Linked DNA regions of Homo sapiens: region 2 is linked to region 1. A link is a loop called in an ENCODE intact Hi-C map of the cell type or tissue named here. Cell type or tissue: dorsolateral prefrontal cortex. All regions are shown on one strand. Each heading gives the region's core, and the rest is flanking DNA. Links, peaks and the distances in the headings are about the cores only.

Region 1 (9,467 bases), core at 718-8,717:
GCCTCTCAGATTCAAACTGCTAGACGCACTGCTGCCACCGCCACCGAATTGGAAACGCGCGCCCAGGCTCCGTCGTCGCCTTCGCCCGCCGACCGGGCCAGCCGGCTCTCCGACCTCCCTACAGAATCGCACCCCAGTCCCTCCCTGGCAGCTCGGCTTCCCTCAGCTCCAACTCTTCTCTTCCGCTCCTGCCTCCTGTCGGATTTTTAATTTCTGCGCACCCCCAGTCAAATTAAATCAACCAACAAAAAGCAGGGCATCCCCCCTGGAAGCAGCGTCTTATTTTACCTTGTTCTCCCACTTCCTGAAGATGCTAAACTCCTGGTGGACTGCAGAGGAGAGGGATTCAGTCTTCTCCTGATGTGTGAGTAACCCCCACCTCGCACTGTCTTTCCCATCTCTATCTCTCCTCTACACCTGCCGCCAGCCCCCTGATTCCTGATTTTCCCACCCCCTTTTTGCGCTTTTTTTTTTTTTCCTAAAGCGATTGCGATTTCTGCTGGGAGCTCAAGACGGGCGAGCTGCCCGAGATCTCTTCGAGATACCCCAGGGGAGGAGGAGATGGGCAGGATTTAGTAGGACAACTCGGTTACTAATGACTTGGCGGCTGGCTGCGACCCCCCGGGAAATCAGGTGCAAGCATGTGTGTTCCCGGGGCGCGTGTGTGGGTGGCCTCGGGATGGGGGAATAGGGAGCGGAGAAAAGAAACCGCTTTGGAAAATGCAATGATTTCATTCTGCCGTGTTGCTAACCCCCTCATTCTCCCTCGCTCCCACTCCGCCTCCTTGCTTTACCATTTTTAATCGGGCTTCCTTGTTTCTTTCTTCCCTGCACCCGCTTCTTCCCCCTGCCCCCACCTAAGGTTTGCCTGTAGGTACCTGAGTTGACACCGAAGGTGCCTAAAGATGCTGAGCGGCGTTTGGTTCCTCAGTGTGTTAACCGTGGCCGGGATCTTACAGACAGAGAGTCGCAAAACTGCCAAAGACATTTGCAAGATCCGCTGTCTGTGCGAAGAAAAGGAAAACGTACTGAATATCAACTGTGAGAACAAAGGATTTACAACAGTTAGCCTGCTCCAGCCCCCCCAGTATCGAATCTATCAGCTTTTTCTCAATGGAAACCTCTTGACAAGACTGTATCCAAACGAATTTGTCAATTACTCCAACGCGGTGACTCTTCACCTAGGTAACAACGGGTTACAGGAGATCCGAACGGGGGCATTCAGTGGCCTGAAAACTCTCAAAAGACTGCATCTCAACAACAACAAGCTTGAGATATTGAGGGAGGACACCTTCCTAGGCCTGGAGAGCCTGGAGTATCTCCAGGCCGACTACAATTACATCAGTGCCATCGAGGCTGGGGCATTCAGCAAACTTAACAAGCTCAAAGTGCTCATCCTGAATGACAACCTTCTGCTTTCACTGCCCAGCAATGTGTTCCGCTTTGTCCTGCTGACCCACTTAGACCTCAGGGGGAATAGGCTAAAAGTAATGCCTTTTGCTGGCGTCCTTGAACATATTGGAGGGATCATGGAGATTCAGCTGGAGGAAAATCCATGGAATTGCACTTGTGACTTACTTCCTCTCAAGGCCTGGCTAGACACCATAACTGTTTTTGTGGGAGAGATTGTCTGTGAGACTCCCTTTAGGTTGCATGGGAAAGACGTGACCCAGCTGACCAGGCAAGACCTCTGTCCCAGAAAAAGTGCCAGTGATTCCAGTCAGAGGGGCAGCCATGCTGACACCCACGTCCAAAGGCTGTCACCTACAATGAATCCTGCTCTCAACCCAACCAGGGCTCCGAAAGCCAGCCGGCCGCCCAAAATGAGAAATCGTCCAACTCCTCGAGTGACTGTGTCAAAGGACAGGCAAAGTTTTGGACCCATCATGGTGTACCAGACCAAGTCTCCTGTGCCTCTCACCTGTCCCAGCAGCTGTGTCTGCACCTCTCAGAGCTCAGACAATGGTCTGAATGTAAACTGCCAAGAAAGGAAGTTCACTAATATCTCTGACCTGCAGCCCAAACCGACCAGTCCAAAGAAACTCTACCTAACAGGGAACTATCTTCAAACTGTCTATAAGAATGACCTCTTAGAATACAGTTCTTTGGACTTACTGCACTTAGGAAACAACAGGATTGCAGTCATTCAGGAAGGTGCCTTTACAAACCTGACCAGTTTACGCAGACTTTATCTGAATGGCAATTACCTTGAAGTGCTGTACCCTTCTATGTTTGATGGACTGCAGAGCTTGCAATATCTCTATTTAGAGTATAATGTCATTAAGGAAATTAAGCCTCTGACCTTTGATGCTTTGATTAACCTACAGCTACTGTTTCTGAACAACAACCTTCTTCGGTCCTTACCTGATAATATATTTGGGGGGACGGCCCTAACCAGGCTGAATCTGAGAAACAACCATTTTTCTCACCTGCCCGTGAAAGGGGTTCTGGATCAGCTCCCGGCTTTCATCCAGATAGATCTGCAGGAGAACCCCTGGGACTGTACCTGTGACATCATGGGGCTGAAAGACTGGACAGAACATGCCAATTCCCCTGTCATCATTAATGAGGTGACTTGCGAATCTCCTGCTAAGCATGCAGGGGAGATACTAAAATTTCTGGGGAGGGAGGCTATCTGTCCAGACAGCCCAAACTTGTCAGATGGAACCGTCTTGTCAATGAATCACAATACAGACACACCTCGGTCGCTTAGTGTGTCTCCTAGTTCCTATCCTGAACTACACACTGAAGTTCCACTGTCTGTCTTAATTCTGGGATTGCTTGTTGTTTTCATCTTATCTGTCTGTTTTGGGGCTGGTTTATTCGTCTTTGTCTTGAAACGCCGAAAGGGAGTGCCGAGCGTTCCCAGGAATACCAACAACTTAGACGTAAGCTCCTTTCAATTACAGTATGGGTCTTACAACACTGAGACTCACGATAAAACAGACGGCCATGTCTACAACTATATCCCCCCACCTGTGGGTCAGATGTGCCAAAACCCCATCTACATGCAGAAGGAAGGAGACCCAGTAGCCTATTACCGAAACCTGCAAGAGTTCAGCTATAGCAACCTGGAGGAGAAAAAAGAAGAGCCAGCCACACCTGCTTACACAATAAGTGCCACTGAGCTGCTAGAAAAGCAGGCCACACCAAGAGAGCCTGAGCTGCTGTATCAAAATATTGCTGAGCGAGTCAAGGAACTTCCCAGCGCAGGCCTAGTCCACTATAACTTTTGTACCTTACCTAAAAGGCAGTTTGCCCCTTCCTATGAATCTCGACGCCAAAACCAAGACAGAATCAATAAAACCGTTTTATATGGAACTCCCAGGAAATGCTTTGTGGGGCAGTCAAAACCCAACCACCCTTTACTGCAAGCTAAGCCGCAATCAGAACCGGACTACCTCGAAGTTCTGGAAAAACAAACTGCAATCAGTCAGCTGTGAAGGGAAATCATTTACAACCCTAAGGCATCAGAGGATGCTGCTCCGAACTGTTGGAAACAAGGACATTAGCTTTTGTGTTTGTTTTTGTTCTCCCTTTCCCAGTGTTAATGGGGGACTTTGAAAATGTTTGGGAGATAGGATGAAGTCATGATTTTGCTTTTGCAAGTTTTCCTTTAAATTATTTCTCTCTCGCTCTCCTCCCCTCCTTTTTTTTTTTTTTTTTTTTTTCTTTTTCCCTTCTCTTCTTAGGAACCATCAGTGGACATGAATGTTTCTACAATGCATTTCTTCATAGATTTTGTTTATGGTTTTGTTTCTTTTTTCTTCTTTGTTTTTCAGTGTGGGAGTGGGAAGAGGAGATTATAGTGACTGAAGAAAGAATAGGCAAACTTTTCAAATGAAAATGGATATTTAGTGTATTTTGTAGAAGATCTCCAAAGATCTTTTGTGACTACAACTTCTTTTGTAAATAATGATATATGGTATTTCCATCGTCAGTTACCGAGTATAGCCACTGGGTATCACTACTTTGTGTTAAAGTGCCTTCGCACTTTAAGTACATTACTTAAATGTTGCTTTTAGCTTTGATAAATTGAAAATATTTTAATGTGTTGTATTTTTGAAATTGAAAACACTGTAAAATAGATTGATGTGTCAGCTATATTAAGTCAACGTACAGTTTGCTTGAGTTATAGAAACCAGCCTGTCATCAAATGATTCTAGTTCTAGGACTTTGTAGGCTTAACTATAAAATATTTCCTTTCCTCTGGGTTTAAGTGATTTTATTTAAGTCAACTAAGGGGATTTAACAGTGGACTAGAGGTAATAAGCCACCTCAGTCAGGATTAATAATTCATTAATAAAATATATTTAACCCAATATCAGAGTGAATTGAGCAATTAATGCCCTTCCATAAATCATTATTTTACACTAACATGGTGAGTGTTTTAGATTATTTTCCTAATTAAAAGAACGTGACACAGCTAGTAATATATTTTTCTGCATTGAATTAGATATTTTTATATATTTAAATGAAAAAGTCTGTATTTCTAACTTTTTAATTGAAATTAATATTTTTTCTGCCTATTGAAACATTTTCTATAAACACACACCAGTAGAGGCCGCCACACACCTCATTTAACAAAGACATATGAGCCATTAAAGACCTCGAAGGAAGACTTCATGGGTGAGATTAAAACTTCCCAAGTAAGTTCTCTGCAAAATTCAAGGTAGCAGAGATAAAAATGTATCCATTACTCTATTTATTTTAGATCACGGGTTAGACTCATAATCCTTCTCAAGTTTAACACTTTCTGACAAAACAGCATTTTCCTCTTGAGTTTAATTGAAGCATTAATGGGGTGCTATCAAATCAAGTACTATTTGCGTCTCCAAATCGATTAATAGTTACCTAAACCAAGACATTAAGCATCTTTTTCCTTCTGCCTTCTTTAGGCTTGTGTTACTTGAAGTTTTCCTTGTCAGCTTGAGCAAGACTTTCATTTTGGTGTTAGCATTAAAATGATTTTAATTAGCCAAGTCTATATAACATTTATGAAGCCTTATTAGACTGTAAATAATTTTAGATGCAAACGTGATTGTGTGATTTAAACAAACAGCCCTTCTTTACAACAAAAAATAGTTTTGTTTTGTCTATTGTAAATCCTTATGCAACTGGGATGGTGATCTGCATATAAAGTAGTTCAGCTTTTCAATTCCTTATTAAAGCAAGCGATGGCGTCTGAAAGAAGCACACTGTTTCCTTTTCATAAATAGGTTACTGCACATAATAATCCTTTATCGTCATGTGGAGATTGAAGTGGATACTGATAACTTACTTTTAAAGCTTTAAAATTACCAATAGTATATTGTCTGTCACTATAAACAATTCATGTGATAGGCTTTCAATTAGAAATTCCTTAAATCCAAATTATTTGGATTAATGATTACTGGTGTAAAATAGTTGTTTGTAAAAACAATAGAAGGTAATTGTGTGTATATAATAACGTAAAGGGCATTGAAGAGAAACATATCTTTAACAACATAAAATCTCTGAATATCTACAGTGGCAAGCTAACATGCTCATTCTTTGATTAGAGGTGATAATTCCTATTTCGATCCATTAGAAGAAAGTTGAAAATGGTGGGCTGAAATGATCTTCAAGAAAGTTAATGTACAGATATTTTACATTTCACAGAAGAGGAACTAGAATATTATGCTAGTTGAATGTGGAGAAGACTCCTGGAAACCACTTCATCTTTGAGTGAAGTATTTATATATAAAAGAGTTTCAAAAATCCTTTTCTGACTGCTCTCATTTGATGCAATGATAAATACAGAATACAGAGGTAGGTATTTTGGGAAGTGATTGTGAAGGCAAATTTGCATATATATTCTGTTAAGATCATTTTCAGGCTTAAATTATATGACTAGAGGCTCTTGATGCAGTGATTCCACTTCAGTGTTCATTTTTATTTTTCTGAAAGTAAAGATACTCCTGTAAAATGCCATTGTCCATAGAAAAAATATTAACTCATTAAGTTTAAAGACAGATGATACCTTAATATTAACTTACTTACACGATTTTAAAGACGCCTACTGAGAGAACTCAAATTTATAAACTCTGTTGCCTAATAATTATGGTTTAATTCTATATCCTCTTGCTTGTTACAGTTATACTTAATTTGCAGTAGATTTTTAAATGAAATTATTTGAATGTATTCCAGACTATTTTATTTAAAATCATCATACATCATATACTTTGAACCTTTATTTTCTAATGCAATCATAAACATTTTAAGTTTTATTAACTCACTAGCATCCCCACTGACTATATTCTGTTTTGCTTTATCTGCTCAAGCACTTTCGACCATATTTTATTTTAGGATTTTTATTTTTATCTTCCACAGCTGGATATTGCTATTTCACTTTTATTTCACATGCAGCTTTAAGACGTATGAGCATCAGCACAGCAAAATGGTTCCAGCCTACAGAATGCAGTCTCCCAGGGCCCTGCCAAGAACATATCTGTATGTCTGGCCCTACAAATGACAAATGGTAATTCCCTTCTATTTTAGCTCTTAATTAGTTGCTTTCACTATTTCCGAATATACCTGTGGCTAAGTTTTTATTGAAACACTCAAAAATACCACTTCTCAGTATGAACACAATTGCTAAGAGCCTAATTTGGTTCTGGACTATGGTCAACCTGTGTGCCTTGTTAGTTCTCTCCAGCAGCTGGTGAGTAAGGAAATGACCCTTCAATTTCCTCTTCTTTTTCCTCTGACCTCTGTGACTTAATTTTTCTTAATGTCTCCAAGTCATCAAGGGCTTAATAATTTATGAATTTTACAAAAAGCATTTAAGGAATAAGAAAGAGGTTCTGTGATTTTTCAGACTCTGAAAATTCATTTTGATTCTACATATTCCAGAAATATACTGGGTTGGATGCTAGAGTGAAGAAAGCCGTCCAGACAATTCTCCCAGTCCATTCATTTCTTCATTCATTTGTTCATTCAGTAGTTATTGAGTGCTTATTTCCTGGGTGCCTGGCTCTAGGCTATGTCCTGAGACATACAGTGGACAGGGTCTCTACCCTCCTCACAACACCCTCTTCACCCTCCACGCCACCCCCTACTACTCACTCTCACCCTAGCAAGGAGCTTCGTGCTAATAAGAGAGAGTCTTACCTGAATGGCAATCGCCCAGATTAACAGTGGAGACAGTAATGCAATGCAGGAAGTTAAGTTTTTAAAGGTGATTCTGTGCAGTAAGGTATAAAACAGATATATAATAAATAGCCTAGCTTAGTCTAACATCTCTTTAGAATTACACAGCTAAAAAGGAAAAAAAACACCAAAATAAGATAAAATAAAACAAATTTAAACACCAAAATAAGATATAATAAAACATTTGTTTTTGCAAAATAAGGCCCAATGTTATGGCCTAATGAAAGCTATATACTTGTGCTATCTAAAGCACTACTTTGTAAAGATGACTACCCAAGATTGTAAATACAAAATTTAAAAAGGTACTTAAATTTTCTGGAATATCCATGTTTCAGAGGTAATATTTACTTTCTATTTCAGTGGCTTAAATTATAACGTTTTGGCTTAAGTGTCTTTTATCAATACAATGATAAGACACCTTAATCCTGAGAGAGAAAATTAAGTACTGTATATAGGTGTACTTTGCTTCTCACAATGATTGTGCAAAAAGTCACGTGTAAATTGAACTTTTGTAAATCAAATTGTATTTTAAATGCATTAGGGGAGCTGCCATTTAGAGGAAACTTGTGAATTCTTTCATAAAGCAGAAAACCATTTTATAATACAAATAACCATTCTCTGATTTATCTCTTTTGTATGTTTGGATTTTCAATATCGACTTTGCTTAAAACAGAGCCCACCTGCATAGTAACTGTGTTTTGCCAAGGCTGCTTGTGCTACCAGTTTGCTGGTGGCTAACGGCTTGTGCTTGAAAGTCTTCTGAAGTCTGATGTGAATTGAGCTATCAAGCAATGCTATCATAGCACAGTAGCAGTCCTGAACAGTCTGAGCAGCCAACCCATTTCAACAAAATTGAACACAGGACTCTTCTGCTCAGCAGCATCTCTTTTCTCAGATGTGGCCATGTTACAGTAGAGGGTATTCCATAAGCACATATTCCATAAAGTGCTCAGAGTCACAGGTTTTATAATAAATTATGTTATTATGTAAACGAATTGCATGCATGTTGAAATTTTTTAGCAGTACTTTAGCTTGAAAGTACTCGTACAAATACTGTTAGATTTAGTTGCAAATAATTGTTCTCAAGTTATTGCAATAAATGTCAAATGAAACAAGCTCTTGTGTAAATAGACTTCTGTGCCTAATAGTGACATTGTTTCAAAAAATAAATGTCATATTTTGGGCTGTTAATAGGCAAAATGAAACATTGGAAATGTGATCAAATGATCTTGGGTTTTATTGGATAAACTGTTTACACAGTTACTTTATGTGTAATTACATTTCAGTTAATAAATAAATATTCACTAACAACACTTAAATTAGTTAGAAAAGATATTTAGAGTCTGAAGAGGAAATGAATGAGAAACTATAATTGAAACTGTTTTCTTCGCCTTGATATGCTCACAGATAAAGGCTTTGATTCTTTATATGATTAGTTTACATGTTTAAGGTAAAATAAGCTTTATAAAAATATATATTCATACTTTTCCATGACTGTTCATTAGTATTAGACTTAAAAAATTACAAGTAAACAACAACAAAAACAATTCAAATAGAGATGCTTTGCTAAATACTGAAAAAAGTACTGATTCCCCACTCTCCTCACCAGACACAGACATACATCTACACCAGAGCCAATTGTTTTTTAATTATAAAATTCAGTCTAACACCGTATGTGACCTAATATATTTGTACTTAATAAAAGACTGACGTACAAATCCAAGGAATATAAATTATGAGTTCATTAATAGAAATGCCATCACTGTATTCCTAAAAAGTAGATTTAGAAAAAATAATGAGAGAGAAAGGCAGGGGGTTCATTTGTTCCTATGATTATGGTGATATAATGGCAAAGTTACTACTTTGGCTATTTGCATTTGGTTGAATATTAGAATATATCTGCCAGGCATGCTCCAAATCACAAATGTATAACATAACAAAGGATTTGAGATTCCTGTGGGAACATGAGGACTTATAACAAATTATCCTCTCTTAGGATTACCAATATATGCACAATATATTCAGTTTATTCACGTAGCCTTCATAGGGCAGCTGAAACAATTGGAATAGCCACATTCAAAAGTGTTTTGCTAAAGGAGAATTGGTGCCAGTATACCAGGTTATTAGATCCCTTGACAAGATCAGTTGAAATGAGAATAAAAGTAGTGTACAGCTCCCCATTCTGAACACATGTAATATAAAATATTAAGTTCATAATGTGCCTGTTGATACTGGAAAAAGAGCATCAAAATAGGCCGGGTGTGGTGGCTCAAGCCTGTAATCCCAGCACTTTGGGA
Region 2 (9,467 bases), core at 1,073-9,072, 85 kb after region 1:
AGCCATGGTGGTGCATGCCCATAGTCCCAGCTACTTGGGAGACTGAGGTAGAAGGATCACTTGAGCCCAGGAGGTCAAGGCTGTTGTGAGCTGTGATTATGCTACTACACTCCAGCCTGGGCAACAGAGTGAGACCCCATCTCAAACACACACACACACACAAAGAAAAACAACAACAAACAATTCTTTAATTTGGGCTGCTCACATTGTGTGGGTCTTGAAAAAATCACTAAACGTTCTCAAATCTGAAGTTTCCTCACCTTTTGCAAGCATATGATAAGGCAAAATATTAGTAATAATAACAATAATAACCATAACCAATGTATACTGAGTGTTTACTAATGTATCAGACATTTTGCTGAACCATTTCCTGTGCTTTATTTCATTGAGCTTCATTACAATCCTACCAAATAAATACTTTGATTTCCCTTCTTTCAAGAGATTTATCTTGAGGATCAAATGAAGCAATGTAAGTAAAAATTTTTTTGTAAAGTTTAATTCTAGAAACAAACAGAAAGAGATTATATTATCAGGACTTTTGAATCTATGCCCAAGAAAACCCATTCATAGATAAGATATTGGCATCCTATTTAGAATATAGAAGCTTACATACCAGATTTTGATTCTATGAATAAATCTGCCTGCTGGCTAAGTTTGCACACATTTCTCAGCCTCCAGTCATAAATCATGATTTTCGTATCCCAAGGTCAGTAATGAATTTGAGTTTTCTGTGGCTGTTATTGCATCTCTGGTTCAGCCTTTCTCTTTACGCCTTCCACCTAAGGGACCAGATCCCATAGTACAGCTGGATGTCCCACGTCTAAAAGATGAGATCGCCGGGTACAAGCCAAGTAGGGGGCATAGAAAAAAAAATGCTCTACTTGATTTGTTCTATTTGGCAGCGCATGCCACTGGTCAATACTTAATACTTCTATTTTTAACCTTGCTTTCAATGTTCCATAATTAACACAGTTAATAGGATTACATACCTAAAAGTACATGGTAAGTATTAAGATAGGAAAAGTAAGACGGGCATTCAGCAAAAAGAAGTATGTAAAAATTGTTAGTTTTTTTACACTACACTAGTATTAATCAGTTGAAAAACAATCCATTGACAACAAGGATAAGGATAAAATATCTAGAATAAAATGGTCAAGTTATTCTAGAAATATATAAAGTGCTTGTTCTACCATCATTTCCTGAAAGGTATTAAAGAAGGCTTGAATATTGGCATGTGTTCCCTTCATTCTAGAAGACTGGTTATTGTGAAGATGTCAGTTTTTCTCAAATTCATTTATATTTTTGCTCATTAGAAACTCCAAAGTGACATTTTTTTTAAAAAGTGGAACACAGAAGCCGAATCTACGTTTTAATTTTTTTATATGGACAATTTCAAACACATGTGAAAATAGTTAATAGTTTACCCACCATCCAGCTGTAATGATAGTCAACTCATGATTAAATATTTCTTTTATACTCCATCTACTACCCTTCCAGTGATCCTATTTTTGGATTTCTTTGAAACAAATCAAACCATAGCATATCACATCAAATCATCAAATGTGACTTTTTTTTTTTTTTTTTTTAGTGATCCAAGATTTTTATTTAGGGAACAGATGAAGCAAAATGGCAAGGCATGAGAAAGTAAAGAGTGCTAACTAAACAACCACAGAGGAACGTTCAAAAATCAATTAATTACTCTATCACATCAACAGCTAAAGAAGAAAAATCCTAAGATCGTATCAATAAAAGCAATTAGCAAAATCCAATACTTATTCATGATAAAAACTCCCAGCAGACTAACAATAGAAAAGAACTTCCTCACCTTGATAAATGTTGTTGCATTTTTCTTAAAAATAAAAAGGTTTCATTATTAAAGAAATATAGTACAATAGGAAATCCATAAGGAGCATTTGTCATGTCAGATTCTAAATGACACTGTAATTATGTATTATTTTTTTAAACCTGGTATTGGCTCCAAAATTGACAGAAATTTCACTGAAATGAAATTGTGAACCAGGAAAAATTAGAGATTTGCACATTTAAAAAAATGTAACCCTAACTTCACAGCATACAACAAAATATCATTCATGGGAATTACAGGAGAATATTAACAACAACAACAACAAAAAAAAACGAAGGAAATCTACTGACCTATAAGATGCCCATGATGTATTGCAATGTGCTGACGGGAAGTCGTAAAACAATCTATTTTTGTAGATCTCATTGTTTATAAAAAGCAACAACCCAGGAAATGATCTTGACTTAAATATATGTGTGTTGATAAATATTTGCTTGAGCCCCCCCCCCCCAAAAAAAACACACAGATGTTTATGTAAATGCTGTCAGCATTTTTGAGAATCCTGTCAAGGAAATGAGAATGAAGCAATATAGGGGGAGATTGTACAATTATTCTTTATCTACTTTTGCACTATTTGGATAATTAGGATGAGGGAGCATCGCTTCTGTCATAAAACGTTGTAGAGAAAACAATTTGATAAGAAAAGCAAATCTAGGCCACTCTTGGCCTGAGATTAAGATCATACATGTCACATCATACATGTCACTTAGCCTCTGGCAAGGTTCAAGTTTTATGATCGGAAAAAAAGGAACACATGGACATAGTGAAAGTAATAACAAAAAAAGAAAGAGAAACAAAAAATAACCTTTCCTGATTGATTGCTTCCATTTCAAACAGTGACTAAATGCTTTTATGAGCATCATCCCATCCAACCCTCACACAAAACCCTTTGCAGAGAGAGGGTGTTATTACCTCTGCCTCCCATATTTGTTATGGGGCTCAGATTAGCCAATACGTATCACCATATTTCAGCAAATTGTAACATCAGAGCACTGTAGGTCATTTACATATCAAAAATTCAATCTCATGCCCAATACACGTTTACTTACAACACGTTAGCTTCCTATTTGAAAACTACCGGTCAAAACTCCAGGAGGTAAGAGCTTTGAATAAACCCTCTTATTTGTTAAAATTAAGCTCTAACTTGTAAACTGCAATTTTTATACCAGAATTTGTTCAGTGAATTTTGGGTTTCATGTTGCTTCCAGGGCAACCCTGGATGAATTTGGCTGAAAAATCCCTATAAACTGTTTTCTTTAGAGTCCAAAGCTGAAAAATGATTTTGGAATCTTGTTTCCAGCACTATAATGGTCAAGGTAGGCACTTGCTACTCAAAGTGTGGTTCAGGGATTAGCAGCAGAGGTATCCCCTGAGAACTTGTTAGAAATCTAGAATCTTTGGTTCTATTCCAGATATGCTTAATAATAATCTGAATTTTAAACGAGATCTCCAGGTGATTTCTATCAACATTAAAGTTTGAGAATCAGTGGTGTAGATGACCTAAAACAGCTACCCATCTCTGATAAACTTAGAAATATGAGATAAAATAAAACTTTTTTCAATGTAGAGCTGAGCTCATAATAAAGTAGGGATAGAAATTCATAAAGGAGAAATTACCAGAGGGTAAATGGAAATGAACAGTGGGTGATGGGAGGGCCCATGCTAGACTCACTAACCTAAAGTCTTGAGTTTTTACAATAGCAAGCAGGACAGGAACATGGCTGTAAGCCCAGGCAAGGTAGGAAATTAGAACAGAATTCTCACAATAAAGACACCTAATCAAATTAAAGATTCATTCCTAATAATACTCTTAAAAGCTAGAAATAGAAGAAAACTGACTTATAAATATATCTGCCAAAAAGCTACAGTAAATATATGTTTAATGTGAAATATTTGCTCTTAGTGATATGATTTGTCTTTGTGTTCCTAGCCAAATCTCATGTTGAATTCTAATCTCCAATGTTGTGGGAGGGGCCTGGTGGGAAGTGATTGGATTATGGAGGTAGATTTCCCCCTTGCTGTTCTCATGATAATGGGTGAGTTCTCATGAGATCTGGTTGTTTCAAAGTGTGTAGCACTTCCCCCCTTTACTCTCTCTGTCTCCTCCTGGCCATGTGAATATGTGTTTGCTTCCCCTTTGTCTTCCACAATGATTGTAAGTTTCCCGAGGCCTCTCCAGTTATGGCTCCTGTCCAGCATGTGCAACTGTGACTCAATTAAACCTTTTTTCTTCAAAAGTTACCCAGTCTCAGGTAGTTCTTTATAGCAGTGTGAGAACAAACTAATACACTTAATATTAATAACAAGAAAATTATGAAGAGATATTCCACATCATTAGTGATCAGAGAAACGCAAATCAAGACCACTAAGAGCATATCAAGATAGGTTACAGTCTAACTCTATCTTATTGCCACAAATATAAAAGACTGATGACACCTAGTGTTGGCCAAGATGTGAATGCACAACATTTTACCCACTGCTTGGTGGCGGTGTAACCCAGTGGAGTTAGTTTGGGAAATGGTTTAACATAATCTCCTAAAGCTGAACTCTTGTATAAAATATGGCCCGTTGATTTCCCTCATAAGAAAAAACAAGAAAAACTCTTTATACATGGACAATAGGGAATATATATAAGACTGCTTATATATAATAATAATTATTATTATTGTGTTATTATTATTATTACTATTGCTGTCCTAGCTTTTGGTTTTAGTGATAGGCTTTTGAGTGTTTTTATTGATGTCCTAGATTTTGTTTTCAGTGATAGTCTTGTGAGTGTTTCTTAATTATTTAAAACAACTAATTAAATAATTAAATAAAAGCAGAAGATTGCTTATATGTAATTATATTATTATTATTATTACTCTTGCTTTCCTAGATTTTGTCTTCAGTTATAGGCTTGTGAGTATGTCTTAATTATTTAAAACAACTAACTAAATAATTAAATAAAAGCAGCCATGGACTGATATTGAGAGCATGTCATACACAAAGAATTAGGACTATTCTAATTCTCTGAATCTGAAGTGCAATAAATACTATCAATTTTTATTATACATAAAACAATAAATATATGCGTTTCAAGTGACTGCATGGATAACTGAGCAGGATCAGGCAGCAAACTCTCTTGTCAATAGTTGACCTGAAAGACCAGACTCTAGAAAAAAGAATGAGTGTCTCAGGTATAAAAGATAAGGGTTGAGTTGTTATCAGGGGTATGTATTCTCAAAAATACTGTCGTCTTCTTCATAGGCATGTTATAGTACTTACTGTTTACAATGCTATTTTATCCCTAGCCTAATCATTTTGAAATGGTTTTATATATAGATATAAATACGGATACACATTCTAAAATAAGAAAATCAACCAGAACATATACTATTTTAGTTTCTTCAGCAGACAGGGCAGACAGAAAAAGACGGAAAAAATAAGTGATGACTTCTCTATGTAACATCAACGACTCTCTTGAATAAACAATACTTCCAGACTTTTAAGGTTTTATATTTTAAAATATAAAATATATTCTTCTTTTAAATATATTTAAAATATAAAAGAAAATTCTTCAGGTTATACACATTAGATAGATCACACCCCTTTGTCATAATTCCCTACTTAATTGGAACAAAAGGCAACAATGAGAAGTTTTAAAAGCATATACTTGCAAGATAAAGGAAGAGAAGGCTTAGGAATAATATTTTGGACGTAGAAATGTTGATAAGTGACCAGGAAATGATTGAGCAGAGAGAGAAAGCCCTGTGCAAACCTAGCAATGGGGAATCCCAGAAGCAGGTTGGTTTGGAAGGCCTTAAATATAAAAATTCCCAAGGAATTGGAAATATCAGGTACTTGTGACAATGAAGGTGAAGGTAGGGCGAAACACAAGAATATTTGCTAAATGTCCACACAGGAAGCAGTTAGGACACCATAAACCACACACGCTCATATTCTCCCATGGGCAATAAGCCCGGAGAGCAGCATACGAGGTTAGAGTACGGTGACAAAGAACTCCAGAAGTGATGTTTCCCAGAACAAGTTTCAAATGAAAGATGGATCGATATTTCTGAAAGTATTGTGAGGAGATTTATGTCTCTGTTGAGAGTATGGGATAAATTAGTGATAGATACATACAAAACTATAACAAGACAGTTGTTAACTGCGAGGGAGAAAACAAGCACAAGCCCTATAAAAAAGGAAATATAATCAAAGTATATTACTCGGTTTCGATTTGAACAATGTTTGCATTTCTCTAATAGATTAACCACTCACTATTGTCCTAACAAAAACATATTATATTGGCTGGATGATATATTGGCTTGATGATATATAAACATGTTATATTGGCTGGATGAGATGAGAAAAAGGACATGTAGTGAGGGTTGTTTTTGTGGTGATGGTGGTGCTGTGTGTGTGTGTGCGTGTGTGTGTGTGAGAGAGAGAGGGGGGAGAGAGAGGAAGAGAGAGAAAGAGAAAGAGAGAGAAACAGAGAGAGAGAGAGAAAGAGAGAGAGAAACTTATCTTCTTCCATAGTAGCAAAAGCCAATAGTGGCCGTTTAGAACTTAAAAATCAATAAGTAATAGTATAAGCATATTTTTCTAAAACATGGATACAAATTCCCAAAGAAACAATGGAAAAGTGGCTTCATCTAGAGAAGAAGGATCAGGGTTAGAGAGAGTGGTTCAAAATGATACTGTAATGTTTATTACAAGCCTTGTGGAATTAGTTTTTTGAAAAACATGTAATTTTGATATAGATTTTTTAAGTTGACCAAACCAAGAATATCTTGGCAACAGAAACAAGATTTATATGGTTATGAACAGATATATCAATAAGTTTCCAGAATATATGTAAAAGAAATGACAGATTATTATGTAGGAATTTTTATAAGTGATTTAAATAATTGTGTACACATACATGAACCTAACTTAGAAGAATGAGTGCCATGTACAAGGTAATTATATTAAATACGAGGGATGTGAGAAACTGATGTTAAAATACATCTGTACAAATAATTTAAAGCGATAACAATTTCATGTCTTTACTATTATTTATTTACTTATTTAATGTTTAGAGACAGGGTCTCTGTTACCCAGACTAGAGTGCAGTGGTGTGATTTTAGCTCACTGCACACTCGAAATCCTGAGCTCAAGTGAACCTCCCACCGCCACCTCCCAAGTAGCTGGGACTATAGGCACGCAGCACCACATTCTGCTAATTTATTTTTATTTTGTGTAGAGATGGAGTCTTGCTATGTTTCTTTTTATTATTATTATACTTTAAGTTCTAGGGTACATGTGCACAATGTGCAGGTTTGTTACATATGTATACATGTGCCATGTTGGTGTGCTGCACCCCTTAACTCGTCATCTAGCATTAGGTATATCTCCTAATGCTATCCCTCCCCCCTCCCCCCACCCCACAACAGGCCCCGGTGTGTGATGTTCCCCTTCCTGTGTCCAAGTGTTCTCATTGTTCAATTCCCACCTGTGAGTGAGAACATGTGGTGTTTGGTTTTCTGTCCTTGCAATAGTTTGCTGAGAATGATGGTTTCCAGCTTCATCCATGTCCCTAAAAAGGACATGAACTCATCCTTTTTATGGCTGCATAGTATTCCATGGTGTATATGTGCCACATTTTCTTAATCCAGTCTATCATTGATGGACATTTGGGTTGGTTCCAAGACTTCACTATTGTGAATAGTGCCGCAATAAACATAGGTGTGCATGTGTCTTTATAGCAGCATGATTTATAATCCTTTGGGTATATACCCAGTAATGGGATGGCTGGGTCAAATAGTATTTCTAGTTTTAGATCCTTGAGGAATTGCCACACTGTCTTCCACAATGGTTGAACTAGTTTACAGTCCCACCAACAGTGTAAAAGTGTTCCTATTTCTCCACGTCTTCTCCAGCACCTGTTGTTTCCAGACTTTTTAATGATCGCCATTCTAACTGGTATGAGATGGTATCTCATTGTGGTTTTGATTTGCATTTCTCTGATGGCCAGTGATGATGAGCATTTTTTCATGTATCTGTTGGCTGCATAAACGTCTTCTTGAGTCTTGCTATGTTTCTTAGGCTGGTCCTGGCCTTCTGACCTCAAGCAATCCTCCCACCTCAGCCTCCTAAAGTGTTGGGATTACAGGCATGAGCCATTGCACTTGGCCAGTTTCACGCATTTAGTATTGATAATCAAGATGATTACAATACTAATGGAATATTTAATGAGTGTTTATTCATTGTTGTGTAACTTGGTGTGGACTACCAGACTTTCTCACAAAAATCCTTATGATTACCTCATGAAATAGGTTATATATTTCTCTCTTAAAGATTTCTCATGAAACTCAAAAGGGACAACATATGTGAAAACACTTTTGCACAGTATAAAATGACATAAACAGATGAAGTTTATCATCATGGCATTTCACATTATGTCTAACATGATAGATGGAATGGTGAATTCCTACTTAGAATATACCACCCTAATAACTGCTTGTTAGCTAGGTCTCACATTCCAGTATTAAATAGCATTCTTTATCCCCAGACGTCATTACTGAATTTGAAATTCTTTGACAGCATAATCACTCTGGTTGAATTAACAACATAGTGCCTTCAACGTGATTCCTTAAGCAACCAGTTTCCAGTGCAGAGATGGAAAGAGAAAGACTTAAAACAAAGAGGGAAGCAATCGAGGGCAAAGAAGCACAGAACCAAACTCAAGGGTGGCTGTCAGCCTTTCCCCCTCAGCTAATTAAATTGCTGGCTGATTATGACAATAGAATCTTTTTATTGCTTTCAATTCATTAGGCAGTAAACATAAATTATATTATTATCCAGAAAATTTAGGAATTTCCGATCTATGAGAACCTATAGAACGGTTCAATAAGATAGGCTAACAGAAACAAACTATGTAAAAATCAGTAACTTCACAAGTGATCTTTGGCAATAAAACATAATGGTAAATGAATATATTCAAAACAGAAAAAAATCTGAAAAATACCTAGAAATCATACTATAAAGATTTTTCTTGACCTTGCTTTCTTGGTTAAGAAATGTTTATATCCTGAGGGATACAAAAGAAAAATTAAATGTTACCAGTGATGCTCAACTAGGATAAAGATACACATAGCTGCAAAAGTAAGGAAATTACATTTAAAATCCAAATTGAAGTTCTTGAGGGAATTTGATAATTTAATTTGAATTATCAATTATTTCTTATATAAAAGAATTTCATATCATTTCTTATATGAAAGAAATTACTTTGGATATTTAAAAGATTCTTCAAAAATAGTAATAATCAAGAATACTCACCATTTAATAAATGAAATTTGAAAGCCACACATTTAAAAACAATGTGGAATTGGATTAAATACAGGCAGAAAGCTTTCTATGTTGGATAACTTCTACATGCAAGAAATATCTTGCGTATTTACTTCATGCTGTTTACCCATATGCATTTCATATGAGTTGAAAGCTCTGGCTGGGCACGGTGGCTCACGCCTGTAATCCCAGCACTTTGGGAGGCCGAGGCGGGCGGATCACGAGGTCAGAAGATCGAGACCATCCCGGCTAAAACGGTGAAACCCCGTCTCTACTAAAAATACAAAAAATT

What was found. A loop is a pair of places that touch in the nucleus more often than their neighbours do. Peaks named below come from ENCODE experiments on the same cell type or tissue, not always from the same donor. Only the 100,000 strongest peaks of a DNase experiment are listed, where the experiment ranks them.
Region 2: it touches region 1 in a loop (14-fold over the local background); 7 of 110 quality-filtered maps call a loop at or near these places.

The regions. Positions count from the first base shown.
Region 1 is chrX:145,821,521-145,830,987 of GRCh38, forward strand. It overlaps SLITRK2 (SLIT and NTRK like family member 2), which reads left to right. Exons shown (of 5, transcript NM_032539.5): 3 at 1-364; 4 at 485-633; 5 at 863-8,336. The coding sequence starts at 906. The coding sequence ends at 3,443. Among named protein-coding and RNA genes, the nearest start is that of SLITRK2, 8.4 kb to the left of the region's middle. In dorsolateral prefrontal cortex, for the core only: a CTCF peak has its summit at 4,550 (motif pointing right); a DNase peak (open chromatin) is centred at 4,566; H3K4me3 peaks cover 5,484 bases; H3K27ac peaks cover 5,698 bases; H3K27me3 peaks cover 5,879 bases.
Region 2 is chrX:145,905,903-145,915,369 of GRCh38, forward strand. No RefSeq gene overlaps it. Among named protein-coding and RNA genes, the nearest start is that of MIR892C, 82 kb to the right of the region's middle. In dorsolateral prefrontal cortex, for the core only: CTCF peaks have their summits at 4,292 and 4,493; no DNase peak of the experiment used is centred there; H3K27me3 peaks cover 936 bases.